Regions from separate parts of the Homo sapiens genome. Here region 1 is linked to region 2. Evidence: chromatin loops called from intact Hi-C (ENCODE). Cell type or tissue: dorsolateral prefrontal cortex. All regions are shown on one strand. Links, peaks and the distances in the headings refer to the core of each region. The heading gives the core; the rest is flanking DNA.

Evidence for each region. Peaks named below come from ENCODE experiments on the same cell type or tissue, not always from the same donor. Only the 100,000 strongest peaks of a DNase experiment are listed, where the experiment ranks them.
Region 1: it touches region 2 in a loop (1.8-fold over the local background); 1 of 110 quality-filtered maps calls a loop at or near these places.

Annotation. Positions count from the first base shown.
Region 1 is chr1:9,729,186-9,734,552 of GRCh38, forward strand. CLSTN1 (calsyntenin 1) reads right to left here. Exons shown (of 19, transcript NM_001009566.3): 15 at 4,787-4,957; 16 at 4,216-4,361; 17 at 2,576-2,711; 18 at 2,021-2,205; 19 at 1-1,520. The coding sequence ends at 1,323. Among named protein-coding and RNA genes, the nearest start is that of PIK3CD-AS2, 44 kb to the left of the region's middle. In dorsolateral prefrontal cortex, for the core only: no CTCF peak of the experiment used is centred there; DNase peaks (open chromatin) are centred at 1,565 and 3,104; H3K27ac peaks cover 4,516 bases.
Region 2 is chr1:9,802,443-9,807,809 of GRCh38, forward strand. All of the region lies in intron 1 of CLSTN1 (calsyntenin 1), which reads right to left. Among named protein-coding and RNA genes, the nearest start is that of CLSTN1, 19 kb to the right of the region's middle. In dorsolateral prefrontal cortex, for the core only: no CTCF peak of the experiment used is centred there; no DNase peak of the experiment used is centred there; H3K27ac peaks cover 410 bases.

The DNA of each region.
Region 1 (5,367 bases), core at 318-5,317, 73 kb before region 2:
GAGGATGGCCACACATAGCACAGCCACCAGTGTCCTCAGAACTAGCAGTCAGGGTCACAGAACAGTATTCAAAATGATTGCCCACCTGTTTTAGAAATCTAAAATTTTACATGTAACTAAGAGCAAAGTGCTATGTGGGTTTTAGACCATGACTGTTTGTTTGCTCTCCTGCCCTACCACCAAGCAAAGCAGCAGGGCTCCTGGGGGAGAGGGATTTCAACCCCCCTGATGGCAGGGGGTGCTCTGGGGAGGAGAGAGGAGAGAACAGGCTGTTTTGGAAAATTCCAGCACTTTGACTTCGGGCCATGCGTCTCTCCTGGACGTTCTGAGTACGGATCGCTCAGGCCTCCTGCCGTCTCCAAAAGGAGTGGTCAGCCGGTCTGCAGGACACCTCTCAGTTTCTCCTTTTACCAGCAGGAAAATGTACATTTAAGCATAAACCACAAGGCTGCACACGGTGAGACCAGGCCACTGCCCAGGGAGCTGCTGTCGGAGGAGGAGTGTGGAAAAGGGGCCAGGGACCCCGCACCCCACACCAAATTAGGAACAGGTAGAATCCCAAAGGCAAGGCCCGGCCACTTGTAGCTACCCTGATCCAGTCTCTTGAGCAGCACAGCTAGAGGCCTGTGGCCCCCGACTCCCAGCCATACTCAGACCTGAGCAGGGGCTGGGGCGGGGCTGGGCGGGGTGGGCCTCTCCCTCTGGGGTCTGGGGAGGGAGGACCCGGCGGGAAGAGCCCGTGCTCAGAGCTCCGAACTTCACTTTACATTCCAGTCCCGGGTTACACTAGCACAAAGGACACAAGGAATCCGATTTATTTACAAAATATTAAAAAGTCAGTTAATCATCTACACAGTACCCCCCATCCTGCCATTATTTATACATGCACTAGTTTGGAAAAAATAAAAACTTTTTTTAAAAAAAGAAAAAAATGATTACCGGGTGGGAGTGAGCATGTTTTACCCTTTGTCAACGAGCCCAGCTGGCATGGCTTTTCTGGAGTGCGAGGGGCCAGTGTCCTCTCCCCGGGGGGAGACTCCAGACACAAACGCGGGGCCTGAGGCGCTGGGAGGCCCCTGTGCGAGCCGGATGGCGGCCAGAGAGGACGTGTCAGCTCCTCGTGGGACTGAAGAGCGCGACCAGGCAGAGGGTGGGCGGGGAGCCTAGGGTCCTACACACCAAGCACAGCGACGATCGTGGCGGGGAGGGGTCTGCACACCTACTGGCCGAAATGACTTTGTACATCGTGGACCCTTGGGACTGGGAGAACGGATGGCAGCAGAGTCTTCGAAAGCAGAAACCGAGGTGGCCGGGGGCACGGGTCAGTAGCTGAGGGTGGAGTCATCCCACTCCAGCTGCTGCTGCCGGGTTGCGTTCTGGGGGTCGCCCTGCTCCCCCTCCTCCTCCTCGCTGCTCTCCGACTCGGCGCTGGTGATGTCATCCTCTTCTTCGCCGTCCTCGCTTTCCTCTTCCTCTTCCTCTTCCTCCTCCTCCTCACTGCTGTGCTGGTCCTCATAGGTCTGGCAAGGAGAAGTGACGGCCACATGAGTCCGGCCCTGCCCACAGCCCCGTCACCTGGCATTCTCCTCTCGACAGCCACAGAGGAAGGAGAACTTGCCCCAGCGTCTCCCTCCCCAGCGACAGAGCAGCCAGGACGGCACCGGAAGTTATATTAGAAGTGAAGGGAAAACAAAGCTCCAGTCAGCACCCACGGAGTCACCCACATACAAAGCAGCTTGGGACAGCACCTCAGCTGCCCCACCAGAGAACTCTCTCAGGATTACCATGACCCAAGAGCGCCAAGCCCTGGCATGGCTCTTCTCTACACTTAAGGCAGAACGGCCTTGAATAAGGTCTCTCTCAGCCTCGGTTTACCCACGAAGACACCTAAGCCCCAGGCTTGCTGAGCAGATGACGCGATGGAAAGCATGTGAACCTGAAGGAGCCGCGCCGTACCGGCTTCTCGGAGGCCCTGGCCTGTGCTGCCTCTCAGTCCTGGAGGTCGCCCGCCCACTCCTACCTCCATGGGGTTGACGGTGATGGTCAGGGCAGAGTCGTCCCAGTCCATCTCGTTCTCCTTCCCGGTGTCCTGATCCCGCATGGTCCGCCGATGTGCGGCCCGGATCCGAAATACCCCCAGGATAATCATGAACACCAGGAAGCTGACGCACACCACGATCACAACTGTCGCAGTGCTGGGGACGACTGTGGGAGAATGAGGGGGCGGGATGCGAGGTCACTCGGCCCAGAAGGCCACTGTGCCCTTGACCTCCTCGGCTGTGCCTGGTCAAAACGGGCTGGACAGCACGCTTCAGCTGAACCCACAGGCCAGGAGGAAATACCAGGAAAAGCTCGCCATGGGCCTCCAACCTGGCTCGGCCACGTCCTGCTCCATGGCTGCGGGTGACATCATCTGCCCTCTTCGAGGGCTTTAGTTTCCTTGTGTGTGATGGGGAATAATTGGGACAGGGAAAGACCGGCGGTCATGCTGAGCAGGAGGCTGTGCCCACGGTGGGGTGGGGGCAGGGCGGACGGCATGGAGCATCTCCGCTTGGTCTCCCTCCCCATGTCCTACCTGCGAACGGGTGGGGGTTGGCCAGGTTGTGGCCTGACAGGTCAACAAAGGAGCGGTGTTCCGGGTGCACGAACTGTGGCTGGGCAGCCATGTGGTTGGCGTGTTCCATGGGGTTGGCCGTGTGGATTACATTCACCTATAGCAGAGAAAGAGAGGATCGCTGGAGACAGGCATCCTGAGCCTGTCCAAGAGGTGACAGTGGAGTCCCGCAGCTGGCATGACCAGTGCCACTCAGAGTGGCTCCTGGACCGCAGCTGGGGGCAAACGGAGCTACGGGAAAAGGACAGAAAAAAAAATCAAGAGTAAGCACTTAAAAAACAAAAACAAAGAAAAAGAAACAAAAACCAAACAAAAAAGAGTAATAAGCACTTAGAAACTGCTATAACAATCTAATATTCTCACACATTCCAGAAATGTATCACTTTTCTACTTATTAGTATTTGTTGAGACTGGGTCTTGCTGTGTTGCCCGGGCTGGAGCGCAGTAGCTATTCACAAGCATGATCACGGCTCACTGCAGCCTGGAACTTCCCTGCTCAAGTAATCCTCCCACCTCAGCCTCTCAAGTAGCTGGGACTACAGGCAAGCACCACGCACCTGGCTGCAATCCATTTTTATTGCATTTTATAAAAGATTATGCCCAAAACAAGAGCAGAAAAAGAAGCCGATGGTCCTTCCCCATGGGTCGTTTGGGAAGCACTGGCGTAGACCTTTTTCCTCAAATCACAGCCGTGTGAAAGACAGCACCAATCACTGCCATGGATTTCCTTTCATATCTCTTACCCTTTGACTCAAACAAAACAGGCACCGAATTTAGCATTCTGCTCTTGAGTTCATGGTGATATTCCATTGCTAAGAGTAACTTTGGGTCAATTTTCTCCAGGCCACAGAGAGCCTGAGCGATGAAGCAGCTGCTGGATAGGTCTGTAGACGACCTCAGAGCAGGAGGAGCTACCCTCTAGCCTGTGTGGCCTGTGAGTCACCAGCGCCAGCCTCAGCAGCACTGGTCCTGCCCGTGCGGGTCCCTGCGTGAGCCCCTCTCAACCTGGGCCGAGGACTCGACTTCATTCACAGGAGGGCCAGTGACCTGGCACAGATGCAGAGAACTTTTGGTTCCCTGGATGCTGCTCTTTCTAAAACAGTGTCTTTGGCTGGGCACAGTGGCTCACGCCTGTAATCCTAGCACTTTTGGAGGCCAAGGCAAGTGGATTGCTTGAACCTGGGGGGACAAGACCAGCCTGGGCAACATAGTGAGACCTCGTCTCTAAAAATAAATAAATAAATAAAACCACATCCTCCTGTTTCTCTCATGGGAAATCTCAAGAAGCCCCAGAGGCATTAACTGCCACTTGCTCTTTGTCACCTCCCTGCAAAGTTCCTTAGGCTCCAACTCAGGCTGAGGCAGCCAGGGAAAGGGGAGCACCCCCCACCCCAGCTCACCCCAAACACAACTTGTCACTCCAACAAGCCCAGGTGTAACCTGCAGCAGGCCCCAGGCTGGAAAGGCGACCCCCTAGAATGAGCCTGTATAGCTGCCATCATGAATGCTCTGAGGTTGGCGTTTGTGAATATTAGGGCTGCAAATCAGCGCCCTCACTCACTGCTGCTATTGGCCCTGCTCAGTGGGAGCCTTGTACTCACCTCCACCTTAAATTCGTTGCTGATGTAGCGGCCATTCAGCTCTGAGCAGATGAGCTTAAACTTCCGGTCAAGCAAGGACCTGGCATGCCAGTTCCGATAGCGCAGCAGGTGCAAAACCTCCTCGTAGCTGGCCATGGTGTCCACGCCTGCAGGGGTTGAAAGGGGGAAGATTGCCGGGTGGCTTAGGGCAGGAGCATGGGCAGGGCTGCAGCCGTCAGCACAGGCAGGCTCAATTAGACACCCAGGTTAGCTAGGCCAAGGGGTCACACAAGTTGGCTTTCTAGCCATGGGAATAAATGCAATGTGCACAGGGGCATTCTTCCCTCTGTGGGGGACGTGTCATCCCACGCCTCAACCCTCCCCCTTTAGAGAGTAGTGGCTACACATCCGGTACCTGTCCAGGAGACAGGAGTATGCGTGCAGCCAACAATGATCCCAGCGAACGTGCTCCTTCCCCATCTCCCTCTAAGATAACTCAACATTCTCAGATGGCAGGCAGCAGCCAGCCAAGAGCTCTCAAAGTCCCCTCTTGCAGCCTGGCCCACCTGCGTGGCTGCAGCGCTCCCCTTACCTGTGAAGGTCATGCCCAGTTCAGAGCTGCTCACTTCAATGCCCTTCTGCTGCAGGCGGGCCATGTCCACCTCCAGGCTCTCCTGCTCGTGGTTCAGCTCCTCTCCCTCCACCGTGACCTCACAGGTATCCAGGTCGTGCACGATCTCCTCGGACACCAGTGATTCTTGAACTGCAAAAGAGGCCCAACCAGAAATATTAAGTAGGGGCAGTGGGGCCCAGCGTGGCGGGGCACACTGGATGCCCTGCCGGCTCACCCCAAACCTACATGGCTCTCGTAAGGACCAACGACAGAAGCAAGCGAGAGTTGCTTTCAAGAAACGGCTGGGCGCAGTGGCTCACGCCTGTAATCCCAGCACTTTGGGAGGCCAAGACGGGTGGATCACCTGAGGTCAGGAGTTTGAGACCAGCCTGGCCAACAGGGTGAAAGCCCGTCTCTACTAAAAATACAAAAATTAACCGGGCGTTGTGGCAGGTCCCTGTAATCCCAGCTATTCGGGAGGCTGAGGCAGGAGAATCGCTTGAACTCAGGAGGTGGATGCTGCAGTTAGCCAAGATGACACCATTGCACTCCAGCCTGGG
Region 2 (5,367 bases), core at 89-5,088:
ACATTAAAAAGTGCTACAAATTTTCAAATAATGTGACTTTGTTAACAGGATGTACTATCCATCCAGATTTTTTAAACTCCACTCTAATTTTATAATCTACTTTCCTGACTCAACTGTACATGAGAGAGGTACAGACTCACCCAAATGTATGCTTTCTGAATATTTTCTATTATAGGGAAACAGGGTTAAAGACACCCCAGACCAGATCCCACTGTTCATTCTACTTTCCCTATTCTGAACTACGAAAATATCACACTGACGACAATGGCAACTTCACTTGTTTCCTCTTTGGTAAAATGGGCTGCCTGGGCTAAATGATTTCTCAAGCTCCTTCCATTTCTAGAATTCTAGCCATATAATTAAGGAGCTGATTTTCTTAGATTTTTTTTTTTTTTTTTTTGAGACAGAGTCTCACTTTGTCGCCCAGGCTGGAGTGCAGTGACACAATCAGGGCTCACTGCAGCCTCAAGCTCCAGGGCTCAAATGATCCTCCCACCTAAGCATCTCAAGTAACTGGGGCCACAGGCACCTGCCACCACACTTAGGTAATTTTTTATTTTTTGTAGAGACAAGGTTTCGCTATGTTGTCCAGGCTGGTCTCAAACTCCTGGCTCAAGTGATCCTCCTGCCTCAGCCTCCCAAAGTGCTGGGATTACAGGCATAAGCCACCACGCCCAGCTAAAAGTACTTAACATTCTAATGCAAAAATAATATACAAGCAAACAGAGCTTACTTAAGTGGGAAGGCACGCTGCCAGATTCTAAAAGCAAAGGATTCTATCATAAAAGGGAGGAAAGGATTAGATAACCTCTCAAGGGGAAACTGGATTTATGGGATATAGTCTAGGCAAAAACCAGATCATTGGTAATCAAGGATAATACCAAAACAAACCAACAAACCACCCAAAACAGCAGCTCTCAACCTCTCCCATCAAGGCAGACAGCCCAGGTACAGGCCCACGCACAGATATTCCATGGGTAAAACCAGATTCTGAGAAAAGCTGAAAAGATTTTTCATAAAAATAAAGCAAACAGTAGCACAAAGGTCTTTTATCGTGGTAGTTATAAAAATGTTTTACGGCCGGGCGCAGTGGCTCACGCCTGCAATCCCAGCACTTTGGGAGGCCAATGTGGGCAGATAACTTGAAGTCAGGAGTTCGAGACCAGTCTGGCCAACATGGTGAAATCCCGTCTCTACTAAAAATACAAAAATTAGCTGGGTGTGGTGGTATATGCCTGTAATCCCAGCTACTTGGGAGGCCGAGGCACAAGAATTGCTTGAACCCAGGAGGTGAAGGCTGCAGTGAGCAAGATCACACCACTGCACTCCAGCCTGGGCAACAGAGCAAGACTCCATCTTAAAAAAAATTAAATAAAATTAAATTTTTTTTAAAAAGTGTTTTACAATGACATCAGCCATTTAAAGGTCTCAAAAAGGCCATCTTGTGAGGAAAAACGAAAGTGGTAATCTTTTTCAACTACTGAACTTTTGTTAAAGCCTTGATCTTTTTCTAGACCTCAGGAAAATATTAATATGGTGAAAGGATACACTACCAAAGAATAAGCCCAAATAAACCTGATTTTAACGTTTACTTATATTTTTGTACCTATTCTTGCCTTTCCCTTATTAAAGGCGAGGGGCCGGGTACGGTGGCTCACGCCTGTAATCCCAGCACTTTGGGAGGCTGAGGCGGGCGGATCACGAGGTCAAGAGATCGAGGCCAGCCTGGCCAACATGGTGAAACCTCGTCTCTACTAAAAATACAAAAAAATTAGCCGGGCGTGGTGGCGGGCGCCTGTAGTCCCAGCTACTCAGGAGGCTGAGGCAGGAGAATGGCATGAACCCGGGAGGCAGAAGTTGCAGTGAGCTGAGATCATGCCACTGCACTCCAGCCTGGCGACAGAGAGAGACTCCATCTCAAAAAAAAAAAAAAAAAAAAGGCGAGGGTAATAATCCACAAGCACGCAGATCCTGACTGCACATGGGAATGGACACCACCTGTCCACCTGTGAGGGCCTCCCTGGGAGCAGCAGCAGGTGCTCTATGTTATGGGCAATTCCAGGCCATATGGAGTTCAATAATGAACTCCACCCAGCTTCTCCACTTAAGAAAGCAAGGAGTGGCAGGAGCTGTGGCTCACACCAATCATCCCAGCACTTTAGGAGGCCAAGGTGGGCGGATCACTTGAGCCCAGGATTTTGAGACCAGCCTGGGCAACACAGTGAAATCCCGTCTCTACAAAAAATACAAAATTTCAGGCAGGCATGTAGTCCCAGCTATTCAGGAAGCTGAAGTGAAAGGATCACCTGAGTTCGGAAAGTCAAGGCTGCAGTGAGCCGAGTTTATGCCACTGCATTACAGCCTGGGCGATGGAGTGAGACCCTGTCTTAAAAAAAGAAAGGCCGGGCACAGTGGCTTATGCCTGTAATCCCAGCACTTTGGGAGGCCGAAGCAGGAGATCACGAGGTCAGGAGTTCCAGAACAGCCTAGCTAACACAGTGAAACCCCGTCTCTACTAAAAATACAAAACTTAGCTGGGCGTGCTAGTGCATGCCTGTAATCCCAGCTACTCGGGAGTGAGGCAGGAGAATCACTTGAACCTGGGAAGCAGAGGTTGCAGTGAGCCGAGATCGCGCCATAGTACTCCAGCCTGGGAGACAGAGCAAGACTCCTCTCAAAAAGAAAAAAAAGAAAAGAAAGCAAGGGGCAATGTAAACTATGAAGAGACATAATTCCAGGAAAAAGTTGAACTAACTCTCATTTCGTTTTTAAGCAAGTAAATCACTAGTAAGCTTTGCTTTGTTACTTCAACTATTATTTAGAAGCAAATTACTGGTGACATGTCCCCTAGTTGTATCTTGACATCAATGACTGCCCTAGAGCAGCAGTTATCAGAGCGTGATCTAAGGACTCCTGCGGGGGCAGGGAGGAATCCCCAAAGCTCTCTCTTTCCCAACTATATCTGTGTGAAGCTCAGTTTTCTTCATCTACTTCAAACAGATAACAGACAATGCAGAATCTAGCTGTTTTCTCTTAAGTTGGACATTAATGAGATTAGCAAAAACTTAAAATGCCAGTCTTCTTACTAAGTTGTTTCTGGTTTTTGGAAAACAGTTAATTTTCACTAAAAATGTGTTATTTAGGTTGGGCACAATGGCTCACACCTGCAATCCCAGCACTTTGGGAGGCCGAGGCAAGTGGATCACCTGAGGTCAGGAGTTCAAGATCGGCCTGGCCAACATGGTGAAACCCCATCTCTACTAAAAATACAAAAATTAACCAGGTGTGGTGGTGCGCGCCTATAGTCCCAGCTACTCAGGAGGCTGAGGCAGGAGAATCGCTTGAACCCAGGAGGCGGAGGTTGCAGTGAGCCAAGATTGTGCCACTGCACTCCAGCCTGGGTTACAGAGCAAGACTCTGTCTCAAAAAAAAAAAAAAAAAAAAGTTATTTAAGTCACCATGCAATGGGTTTATCATTGCTATTTTAAATAATTTAATAATTACATTATTTAATAGGTTCTCACTTTTTATTTCTAATAAATATCCATAGATAAAACCCACATATGGCTGAGCACGGTGGCTCAAGCCTGTAATCTTAACATTTTGGGAGGCCAAGGCAGGTGGATCGCTTGAGGTCAGGAGTTCAAGACCAGCCTGGCCAACATGGCCAAATCCTGTCTCTACTAAAAATACAAAAATTAGCTGTCCATGGTGGTGGGCACCTGTAATCCCAGCTACTCCAGAGGCTGAGGCAGGAGAATCGTTTGAACCCAGGGCAGGGGGGGTGGAGGGGGGGAGGTTGCAGTGAGCTGAGATCACGCCACTTCACTCCAGCCTGATAAGAGCAAAACTCTGTCTCGAAAATACAAACAAACAAAAACACATAACCACAAGCTCTTTAAAGTCCATGGTAATTTTTGAGCACAGGGGTCCTGAGACCAAACAATCTGGGAACCCTAAAGGGTTAGGTTGGGTTCAATTCTACTACATCCCTCTAAGGGATTAGTTTACACACCATACCTGGGGCAAATGTCTGCTGAATGAATGACTTTAAGAGAATGTTACAAAATACCCTGTAGAATATGACTGCATTTTGTTTAAAACTTTATGTAGTTAAATTTGTACAAAGAAAAAAATCTATAAAAATAGACACGAGGCCGGGCGCGGTGGCTCACGCCTGTAATCCCAGCACTTTGGGAGGCCGAGGCAGGTGGATCACGAGGTCAGGAGATTGAGACCATCCTGGCTAACATGGTGAAACCCTGTCTCTACTAAAAATACAAAAAATTAACCGGGCGTGGTGGCGGGCACCTGTAGTCCCAGCTACTCGGGAGGCTGAGGCAGGAAAATGGTGTGAACCCAGGAGGTGGAGCTTGCAGTGAGCTGAGATCACACCACTGCACTCCAGCCTGGGCAACAGAGTGAGATTCCGTCTCAAAAAAATAAAAATAAAAACAGACACAAAATGTTTACACTAATGATGTCAAAGAGGCAGTCTTTTAAGTCTTTTTACCTTACTTTCATTCTATTTTGGACTAACTGTGTTTTCTTGTTCTACAGTAAGGGCGTGGGGGGGGGTCTGGAGCAGCATTGCCTAAAGTGTGTTCCCCGGGACACTGGTGCCACAGGTGCGGCAGAAAGAGTCCCAGGTCAAGTGAGTTGGTTTTACCCCCGGCTCAGCAATTCCTCCAAGTGCACTCAAGCCTGTGAGAAGCCCTGCAGTAACGAAACCTGTTTAACGTTAACAGCGCTTCCCAAGCTTACATGACCGAGACCTCATTGACCTAACAGCACCTGTCCACGTCACACACCTAGGGAGACCCATCTCTCATCCTAGATGAGTTTCAAGGGGAAGCCTGCAGTTGGTCACTACATCCTTACCATTAGAAGTCACTACACGGACTACGTCACCATTATTTACAAACGACAACTTCTAGCAAAGATAATATTAAATGATACATGATACATCCCACTGGAATAGCTGGGAGTTACATCAAATACATTTTTTACACTGACTTTAGTAAAATGCCTCTATACAAGGGAGTAAATTTACTTCATATAGATTTAGGAACTTGGTAAATTCAAGTAACAATTTTAAATAGCAATATTTCAGTTAAATTCTTTGATGAAAAACACTAAGCGCGTCTGGCCCTAAGTCATTCCTCCACACAGCGTACAGCAGTCAGCATCCCCTGAAAGGCGTGGCCACCGTGAAGAGGCAGGGCCTGCAGAGGCGGCTGCTTGCAGAGGGCCCACCGCCCCCGGTTGTGGCTCTCCTGCCTCTCCTCCACCTCAAAACCTTTCTGCCCTTGGAGGCCGTGCCTCTGCCTGGGCATGGGGGCCCCTCCTCCCTGGGCTTCCTGACGT